Regions from separate parts of the Mus musculus genome. Here region 1 is linked to region 2. The links are chromatin contacts, found by POLR2A ChIA-PET in ENCODE. All regions are on one chromosome and are shown on one strand. The core of a region is the stretch at or near the end of the contact, and the rest is flanking DNA. Distances in the headings are between cores, read along the strand shown. Region 1 holds the start of Pcbp2 (poly(rC) binding protein 2). Region 2 holds the start of Pfdn5 (prefoldin 5).

The links. ChIA-PET counts read pairs that join two places held with the same protein, here RNA polymerase II (POLR2A).
Region 1: POLR2A ChIA-PET joins it to region 2 with 12 read pairs in embryonic stem cell. The contact joins the promoter of Pcbp2 here to the promoter of Pfdn5 in region 2. POLR2A ChIA-PET finds 5 or more read pairs at or near these places in 3 of 5 experiments (Patski and embryonic stem cell).

Annotation. Positions count from the first base shown.
Region 1 is chr15:102,469,351-102,473,897 of GRCm38, reverse strand. Pcbp2 (poly(rC) binding protein 2) reads right to left here and starts at 3,266. Exons shown (of 15, transcript NM_001103165.1): 1 at 3,095-3,266; 2 at 496-637. The coding sequence starts at 564. Gm36331 (a long non-coding RNA gene) reads left to right here and starts at 3,402. Exons shown (of 2, transcript XR_384469.3): 1 at 3,402-3,643; 2 at 4,177-4,457.
Region 2 is chr15:102,324,687-102,329,827 of GRCm38, reverse strand. It overlaps Pfdn5 (prefoldin 5), which reads right to left and starts at 3,712. Exons shown (of 6, transcript NM_027044.3): 1 at 3,568-3,712; 2 at 3,293-3,395; 3 at 2,979-3,010; 4 at 1,232-1,306; 5 at 1,011-1,116. The coding sequence starts at 3,639. It overlaps Gm51296 (predicted gene, 51296), which reads right to left and starts at 1,180; the gene lies at 1,119-1,180.

The DNA.
Region 1 (4,547 bases), core at 2,017-4,516, 140 kb before region 2:
GGTGAGCAGGGGGAGGGGGGAGGGGAAGGGGATTTTCAGAGGGAAAACCAGGAAAGGGGATAACATTTGAAATGTAAATAAATAAAAAGAAACTATCCAATAAAGTTAAAAAAAAAAAAATCCACAACTTTGTATAATATGTAGAGGCCTGGGTTAGTTTAATGGTATTTGCCTAGATACCCTGAGTTCAATCTCCAGTACCACTGAAAATCCAAAACAAAATCTTCTTTCTAAAATTAAGTAACCGTAACATACATCAAAATGCCTCACCAAGCAGCTATGTCTGCTTTTTGGCTCTAGCCACTTGTTAAGTCTTTCTTGCTCTCTTAGGCTTCCTAGTAAAAGCTGTCCATTTTCCCACCACACTCCACTAGAAAAGAGTGCTAAAGCCAGATGTCCACAGTGCTAATCTGATGAGCTCCAAGATGCTTGTCTGCTTTTCCTGGCCCCTCCCGTAGCAGTTACTATGACCCAATTTTCCAAGCTGGTGCCTACCTTTCCATGCATAAGTAGCCTGATGGTGAGAGTGACATTTAATCCACCTTCAATCACACCGGTGTCCATGTCTAGCAGTTACAGGGAGCTGGACTTTGAGTGGTCAAGTCTTTGGTCACTGGTGAAGAGTGAAAGCCAAAAACTGAAATGTAAGCATGACCAAAATAAGAGGGGAAAAATAAAGAGTAATTCCTTTCCAGTTATTTTCACTTTGCCATTTTCAGTCTTATCTAATTGACTCTTTAAAAGTGTTAGCCTATCAGACTTGTAAACACTCCCAGCACAACTCTTTTACACTTACAGATCAGGTTTTGTTTCCAGTTTGCTCATTAATGATAGGCTTTCCACTGATGCTTGAGATGAGAAAGATCCGACCATTCCACTGGTAATGGTTCTAAGTGAATTGCTTAAGTGCAAAAAGTTGTCCTTCAGCTGAGGAAGTTTTAAAAGGACTCAGTAACAGCTGGGCAAACTTTTAACTACAGTGAGGACAAATTCAACCTGCTTTCTACTGGACAGCAGTTAGAAGTGAACAGACTATATATGTAAATGTACTTAGTATAGAAATTTCTAAAATTTAGATATACTTATCTCAAAGGTTGATGAATGATAAATGATTTTGAAATGTTTTAGTTTAGATGTGTGGATAAGGGTACATTTCTGTATAATCTCAGCACTTTGGAAGTTTTGACAGGATTGTTTTAAGTTCAAGGCTACCTTGGACAACCTATTGAGAAACAAGTGCAGCTGCTAGAACTACACAGTGGGACAATCACAAAATAACAAGAAAAATAACTACACTCATGAGTCTCACAGAAAAAAGTATTCAAGATACACTTCACAACTTTGGGTTCCATGATCCTTTGAAATTTAATCCTGTACGTCTCAGTTCTTTGCTCCCATTCTTCCTCTAATCACTTGAGAAAATTCTCTTGTGCTTTTGTTTTAACTTTCACTATCACACAATTAAGTCTTTTTAGTCCCAAATTTTCTTCCAAATACAATAGAAAAAGTACTAAAATTTTACTTCATATTTGCTTTGATTGATGAAAGATTGCCAAGATGGCCCCTTTTTACTCATCCTCTGAAACAACTTTGAAATAACTACTTATGTAGACAAAGAATTTGGTTTTTGATATTTTTGTTTTTAATACTTTAACACCAAACACTGACAGTTCCAAGAGTCTCAAGCCCTGAAATTTCTCCAATAGCATGGCAAGTATTCATCCCTTCAAATCAGTATCAATGATTTCTCTCCTCCTACAACTAATTTTGTCCCTTCATAAAACCAGTCAGTTTTCACTTTGCCATAAACACACACAATACACATACTGTTGGGTTTTTTGTTTTGTTTTTTTGAGACAGGGCCTCACTATGTTGCCCAGTACTGAATGTAACTATTAACACCAGGCTGGCCTCCAAACTCTGAATCCCAAGTCCATACTTTAAGTATGTTTAAAGCACTTTAAAGTGACTGTCACACCACTCTATATAATGCAAACTATCTTCTGGTTACTTCAGGATGTAAGTGATTACATAAATGCATCCCTAAAGCACATCAGTTCCCTATTTCCAGAAAACAGTTAATTGCTGTCAAAAAAAAAAAAACCTCACAAATCAACATCTCATTTATGGAAAAACAATGCTTGTTCACTGAGTCTGCAAGATTAACACCCCCTCATACAGTATAAAACTGTTAGTTCCACTTCCCCACTGTTATATTAATCACCTTAGAAATACAGTTATACAAGTTCAAAAGGCAAAGAAACTGAAAACCTAGCTACAAATTCATTTCTTAAGTAAAGCACGAAGATGTATTTTTTTTAACTCCAAGTCATGTAAGTAATCTGAGAAACCTGTCAATTCCTCTCCTGAGTAGGTCAATCTAAGTGTACCCCATCCTGGGAATCCAGCTGTTAATCCTGCAGTCAATTACCCCTCTATAAATAGCTCGGTCTGGTTTATAGCGGCAGGCATTTTGTAATTTCAAAATTCGTTACCCGAGAGAACGTCAGAGTAACTCGGTAACAGGGAGTCCGCCTACCCTTTAACTCTGCAGCTCCCCACTCCCCTCCCCCGCCCGGGTCATCCAAGCATTTTCCACTTAAAAAAAAAAAGCCCCCCCCCTTTCCCTTGACTGGGAAAGGGGGTGAATAAACGGTTCGGTCAGGGGGGGGCGCTGCGACCCAGGGGGAGGGGCCGGACAAGCAGCGCCTCCTCGTGTGTCTGCGCCAGCGCCTGACCCCCGCGGGGAGCCGCGCTCACCCGCCCCGCCAGCAAGCCGGCCATCGCCTCCCCAACCCCCCTCAACCAACAAATCCACCGCCGCCCCCCCTGCCGCGCGCGCGCCCTCCCTGACTCCTGCGCAGCCGCCACCGGGAGGGAGGGGGGAGGGGGCAGGCTCTGCGCGAGGCCTACTAGGCCGCGCCGGAGCCAGGGCCTCGCGTGAATGCCCGGGCAGGCAGAGTGAAGTAGTAGACGCTCATGCGGGTCTACGAGAGGCCGAGGCTCCAGAATAGGGCCGGAGTCCGCCAAGAAGGATGTCACGAGTGGAAGAAGAAGCTATTGCCGGCGGCGGAGCAGAAGATTTTAAGCTTACCTGGAGGCGCGAGTCGACTGAGGGGAAAAGGGGAGCGGGCGGGAAGGGGAAGGGCGGGAGGCCGGGGGCGGAACAATAGGGGCGGGCGGGAAGGCGAGGGGGGCCCCGCTAGCGGGCGGAGGAGGGGGGGGTGAGGAGGAGGAAGGGGGAGAGAGACCCCGGGGCGGGTGGAGGGCGGCGGAGGGCGGGCGGGCGGGCGGAGGGCGGGCGGGCGGGAGAGGGCGCAGGCTGCGGCTGCTCCGGCTGCTGCCTCTGCTGGTCTGGGAGGGGGACGGGGCGGAGCGGGCCGCTTTCAACCCCGCGCACCCTTCGACCCCGGAAGCGCTAACCGCCCCGGGGGCCGGCGAGTCGACTGCGTCGTCCACACTTTCCCCACGCAATGCGGACCGCCTTCCCGGAGCCTAGAGCGGCTCCTTGGACAGCGTCGGCACCAGCGAGACGGCCAGTAACCAGCGGCGAGGTCTGAGATAGAGCGGCAGCGCAGAGGCGCGGAGGATACCAGTGGCCTCTAGCGGAAGAACTGGAAAGCTCAGGCCTAAATACGAAGAGGTGGCCAATGCTTTGGGATCAAGATAGGAGGGAGGGAAAGGAAAATAACAGTTGTCTAAAATAAAAAACGAATGGCCAGACTGAAAGTGTCAGGCAAACTGCTTACTCTAAAAATAATCCACTTTAGTGAGTGCAGAAGAAATGAAAACATCATTATTTTGCAGCCCAGATACTGAATCAGGCAATAATAATTATAATAAAGAATTAAAACGTAAAAGAATGTTCTTAAATCAGACGGTGGTGGTACCCAACTTGATTCCAACACTGGAAAGGCAGAGTCAGGAAGATCTCTGAGTTCGAGTCCACCCTGGTCTACAGAGTGAGTTCCAGGACAGACAGGGCTTTTTAGAAATCAAAAGAAAGAAAGAAAAGAAAAAAAAAAAGAAAGAAAGAAAAGTAACTTTAAAACTTCACTGTATTAGGACAACATTGATCATGTGAATATCTCACTATTATATAAGAAGTACTGTATAATCTAGAATTCCTGCCCAAATTGGTTAATCTTTTTATTAAGTCTAATTATCCATTTATAGGAACGAAAGAACAAGTTAAACATCAGTACAAGAAGGTACTCTGTGGCCAAGCACAGTGTGTGATACAAGCTGATACCATTGGGGAACTTAAGGATGACAAAGGTGAACCTCAGGCCACCTTGGACTGTAGAGCAACGCTGCTTTATTGTTGCCTGTTGCTCCTTAAAAAAAAAAAAAAAAAAAAAAAAAAAAGACATCTTGAAAACACAGAATTTTGTACACAACACAAGACAACTATCCTGGTGTCTTTAAAAAGGCAATAAACCTTTTTTTAAACGGTTTGTATGTGTGTATACAAACTGAGTGTGTGTGTGTGTGTACTTACACCACAGCAGGCAGGAAGAAGTCAAAGGAGGATTTTCAGGAGGAGT
Region 2 (5,141 bases), core at 2,463-4,962:
GTCCCCAGGCCTATTCAACTATATCTATTTGGGGGTAGGGTCTCACGCAGCCTTGAACTGGCTATGTACTAAAGATCATCTCGCTGGGCGTGGTGACTCATGCCTTTAATCCCAGCACTCGGGAGGCAGAGGCAGGCGGATTTCTGAGTTCGAGGCCAGCCTGGGAGTGAGTTCCAGGACAGCCAGAGCTATACAGAAAAACCCTGTCTCGAAAAAAACAACAAAAAAAATCATCCCTCTGCCTCCCGCCATCATCCTAAATGATGGGATTGAAAGTGTGTGTCACAGACCGGGCATGGTGGCACACCCCTTTAATCCCAGCACTTGGCTTCGGAGGCAGAAGCAGGTGAATTTCTGAGTTCAAGGCCAGCCTGTTCTACAAAGTGAGTTCCAGGACAGCCAGGTTTACACGGAGAAACCCTGTCCCGAAAAAAAAAAAAAAAAACAGAACAAAAAACAACAAAAAAAAGAAAGTGTATGTCACAAATCCTGGCTGCTGTTTTCTTTTGAGACAGGGTCTTGCTATGCAGTCCTGAAATTCACAGCAATCCTCCTGCCTTAACCTACTCAGTCTTGGGATTACAGGTATGTACCATCATGCCTTATGCAATGAATGTCCTACCATGGAGGAAGAAAGCATCAGGTGTTTCCTGGGGGCTTATAAAATGGCAACAGATAAAAGCATTTCCTACACAAGCTTGATGACAGTTTAATCTGTAGGACCAGAGTAAAAGGAGAAAAGCAATTTCTGAAAATTCTCTTCCAACCTTCCCATGTATACCACAGCACTTCTATGGCCCTTGTTTGTCTGTTCTGTCTCTGTCTCTCTCTGTCTCTCTCTCTCTCTGTCTCTCACACACACACACACACACACACTCTCTCTCTCTCTCTCTCTCTCTCTCTCTCACTCACACACACACACACACACACACAGAGGAATAATAAATACTACTTTACAGAAAGAGAGATAAGAGTTAGTTTACAAAAGAGGTACCCTAGGCAGAACTTACCCTGCTTCATGGCATGCTTCTCCTGCAGCGCTGGCTGGATTTTCTCCATCTGTTTGGTGAGGAAGTCTATCTTCCTTTTGAAGAAGTCCTTGGCGTCCTCAGCTGTCTGCAAGAGCAGAGGTGAATGAAAGACTAGAGAGACCCTGTCCTACACCACACCTCTCCCCTTAAGCTCCCGTCGCTCACCTCCTCAGAACTTCCCCACCCCCACCCCCGCTCACCTTCTCCACGTAGTAGCCGGTTCCCACATCAATAAGCACATGCTCCACATCGTGTAGCTTCCCGGGGACGTACATCTGAGAGGGCAGGGTTAAGAAAAAACTGACCCAGCATGCGGCATGGGTTTGTCAGCCAGGGTACTAACCCCAAGGTGTCCTTTTCTAAAAAGCTGCAGCTGGGAGAACCAAGAGACCGGAAGCCTTAACTTACGGGTCACTGTAACTGGAGGGACACAACAGAAGCTGGAACACTTTCTGGTCCTGATCCCATCTCTCCTCTTTAAAGGAGCCCCTGTATTTTTCCACTTTCCAGAAGGAACAGATCAGATACTTAGGATTCTTTCCTAAAGCTCCAGAATAGTGTGAGTGAAAAGCCGGCCTCACTTCCCCTGAACCATGAATCCTGATGGATTATTACTAATTTTGATTTAAATATTTAATTTTAGATTTGTGGTTCGAATATGCTTGGCCCACAGAGTGGTACTATTAGGAGCTATATAGCTTTGTTGGAGGAAGTGTGGCACTGTGGGGGTGGGCTTTGAGACCCTCCTCCTAGCTACCTGGAAGATGGTCTCTTCTCCTGGCTGCCAATTGGATCAAGATGTAGAACTCTCAGCTCCTTCTACAGCACCATGTCTCCCTGGGTGCTCCCATTCTTCCAGACACAGTGACAGTGGACTGAGTCCTCTGACTCTAAACCAGCCCCAAATGAAATGTTTGCCTTTACAAGAGTTGCAGCCGGGCGTGGTGGCGCACGCCTTTAATCCCAGCACTCGGGAGGCAGAGGCAGGCGGATTTCTGAGTTCGAGGCCAGCTTGGTCTACAGAGTGAGTTCCAAGACAGCCAGAGCTAAAAGAGAAACCCTGTCTCGAAAAACCAAAAAAAAAAAAAAAAAAAAAAAAAAAAAGAGTTGCCTTGGTCATGATGTCTCTTCACAGCAATGAAACCCTAAGACAAAACTATGTGTATGTGTATGCATCATGTGCATGCCTGGTGCCTGCAGAAGTCGGAAAAGGTTGCTGCATCCCCTTGAATTGTTGTCACCTACACCATGTAGATGTTCGGAACCCAATTGGGTTCTCACTGAGAGCAAGTGCTCTTAACTGCTGAGCCATCTCTCTAGTTACAAATTATTACTACTTTTAAACTTACATGTATTTGGTCTGTGTGTGTGTTTTCACAAGTGTGCATGCCATGGAGCACGAAGGTCGGAGGACAACTTCTGGGAGTTGGTCTTCTCCTTCCACCCCATTAGTATCAGAAAGTTAGCTCAGTGTGTATGTGTGGGTTTTACGCTCTGCGTCGTCACCTTGCCGGCTCTATTGTTACTTAAAACAGTCTTCACCACTTTGCTATTCTTAGGTTTCTCTTTCGACTGTCATTTCCTGGTGGAAATGACAACAGGTCATTTCAACAGGAGGAAACAATCTACCTTTCACTATTAGAGATGAGCGGCAATTAAGGTGAAATTGAAAAAAGAGGCAAGTTCCCAATTTCAATATCCTAACATTTTTTCTACTGGCTTTAGCCAAATGCCAGCTTTGTCTCCATATTGACATCTCTAAACAAAGAGAAACACAACATTTCAATTCTTCACCGAACTCTGATACAAAGTATTACATGGACACTGGTGCAACGTTAGACAAGTGAGCTACGTTAAGTGTTCGACTGTTCTTAAAATCAAAACTCTCCCCGCTTTTGGGAAAGACTGTGGAAGAATGTAAGGTAGCATTTCCCGTGGAAAGGATACAGAACTCGTCAGTGGGACCAGTAATTCTTTTCCTGTGAAAGTAATAAAGACAAACAGCTGGGGAAGGCTAGCGGCTCCCACGCGAAGACGTTAGGGGAAGCTCCCAACAGGGCTCAGTGTTCACAGACAGTGAAAAGAACACAGCAACTGAGGAAATGTCTTGTACATTTTAGTTTTCTGTAGGCAACATGCGGGGGCTCCTGTGGCTACACACACACTAAGTAACAAACAGTTTTCTTTAACGAAAACTGGAACTAGGAAAAAGCGAAGGAGAAGCCGGCATCCCCAGGCGCCCTCACCCGCCTAGCCCATACCCTCGTTGCTCTTGTTCAGCACGTTCAGACAGTCCTTGGCTTCCACGTACTTGGTCTGGACCACCTTGAGCTGAGCAATGGACGTGGACAAAAACTCCACTTCCTACAGAAGCCGGGAAAAAACAAGGGGTCAGCTCAAGAAAGCGGGGCCCAGGCTGAGGGGGCGGGACCCGGGACCGGATAGGGGTTTCCCTGGGAAAGGAAGCCTCCCCGACCGGGCGGGCGGTCGGTCGGAGGATATGAAGCGCGAGGAAGGTGCTGGGACAGGTCCTCACCTGGTCCAGCTGGTTCTTGAGCATTTCCAGTTGTGGCAGATTCAGCTCCGTGATGTTAATCGACTGCGCCATGTTGGGAAGGAGGACTGCCGAAGAGGAAGCCGCCTGGGCGAGTGACGCTCTAGCCGCCCTCCGCGTTACCTCCGTGGTGCCGCCAGGGGATACGCTCTGCGCCCGTCGTCTCTATGATCCTGTGTTTCGGACCCGCTTTTCGGATCTCAAGCTTAATTAGAGAACGCAAGTTTTTCTTTTCTCAGAGTACACTAAAGCTAGCACGGTAATTTTGGCTTCCTGTCCCCATAACTCTAGGTTCTGCTGGCCTAGAAGTTTTGGCTCCAGAGAGGGGAGTGCTCCTACCAGGAGCTACAACAAACATTCCATTGAACTGGAAGCTCAGACTTCCCCTTGGTCATTTTGGGCTTCTAATGCCCTTAAACCAACAGGCTAAAAATGGAATAACAGTGTTAGGAGGGGTGATAGATCCAGATTACCATGGGGAAATTGGATTACCTCTTCACAATGGTGGTAAGCAAGATTATGTCTGGAGTGTAGGAGATCCCTTAGGGCGTCTCTTAGTACTACCATGTCCTGTGATTAAAGTCAATGGGAAACTACAACAGCCTAATCCAAGCAGGATGACAAAGGACACAGACCCATCAGGAATGAAGGTATGGGTCAATCCTCCAGGAAAAGAGCCAAGACCTGCTGAGGTGCTGGCTGAAGGTGAAGGAAATACAGAATGGGTAGTAGAGGAAGGTAGTTATAAAATTAGTTAGCAAACATGGCTTGGGCCTTCAAGGGACTCGAAACTCTCGGACTCACGACACAACCACAAGATTGTAAAGCGGTATAAGCTACTGCGCGTTGTTGGGACAAGCCCGCGACAGGACAGCAGGGAACCTGTGTTCTGACAGTACCACTAACGCGCTTTAAAGGATAAAGTGCAAGTGCCAAAAAGGAACAACTGCCAACCAACTACATTTATTTTTATGTCTCAGTATATATGCAGGCAAACCAAACCTAGGTCCTTTGAAAGAGCAACCTAGTGCTCATAACTGCTGAGTGTCTGTCTAGCCCCACCATTGTGTGTTGGATAGGAAGGGTCTGTGTGCTTCCCAGCAACTTTTTTTTTTTTTTTTAACAATATCAGCCAGATATTGGTGGTGCACACACACTTTTATTTATTTATTTATTTATTTATTTATTACATGGAAGTACACTGTAGCTGTCTTCAGACGCACCAGAAGAGGGCATCAGATCTCATTATGGGTGGTTGCTGGGATTTGAACTTTGGACCTTCGGAAGAGCAGTCAGTGCTCTTACCCACTGAGCCATCTCACCAGCACCCCCCCCCCTCCCAGAAACTTTTAAAGGTGTAGTTGTTGCAACAAACCATATGAGTAGCAAACCCCATTGAATCTGCTGCTGCCATTGCCAAAGTGTAGCAGCCTTGGTGGGAAGGGCAATGGTTTCTAAAATCATCCAGGATTCAAAGGCAGTGGAAGGATTAAAAACATCAGCATAGCCCTATCACTACCTTTCCTTTCTCCAGTGTGAACACTTTAACTGCCAGG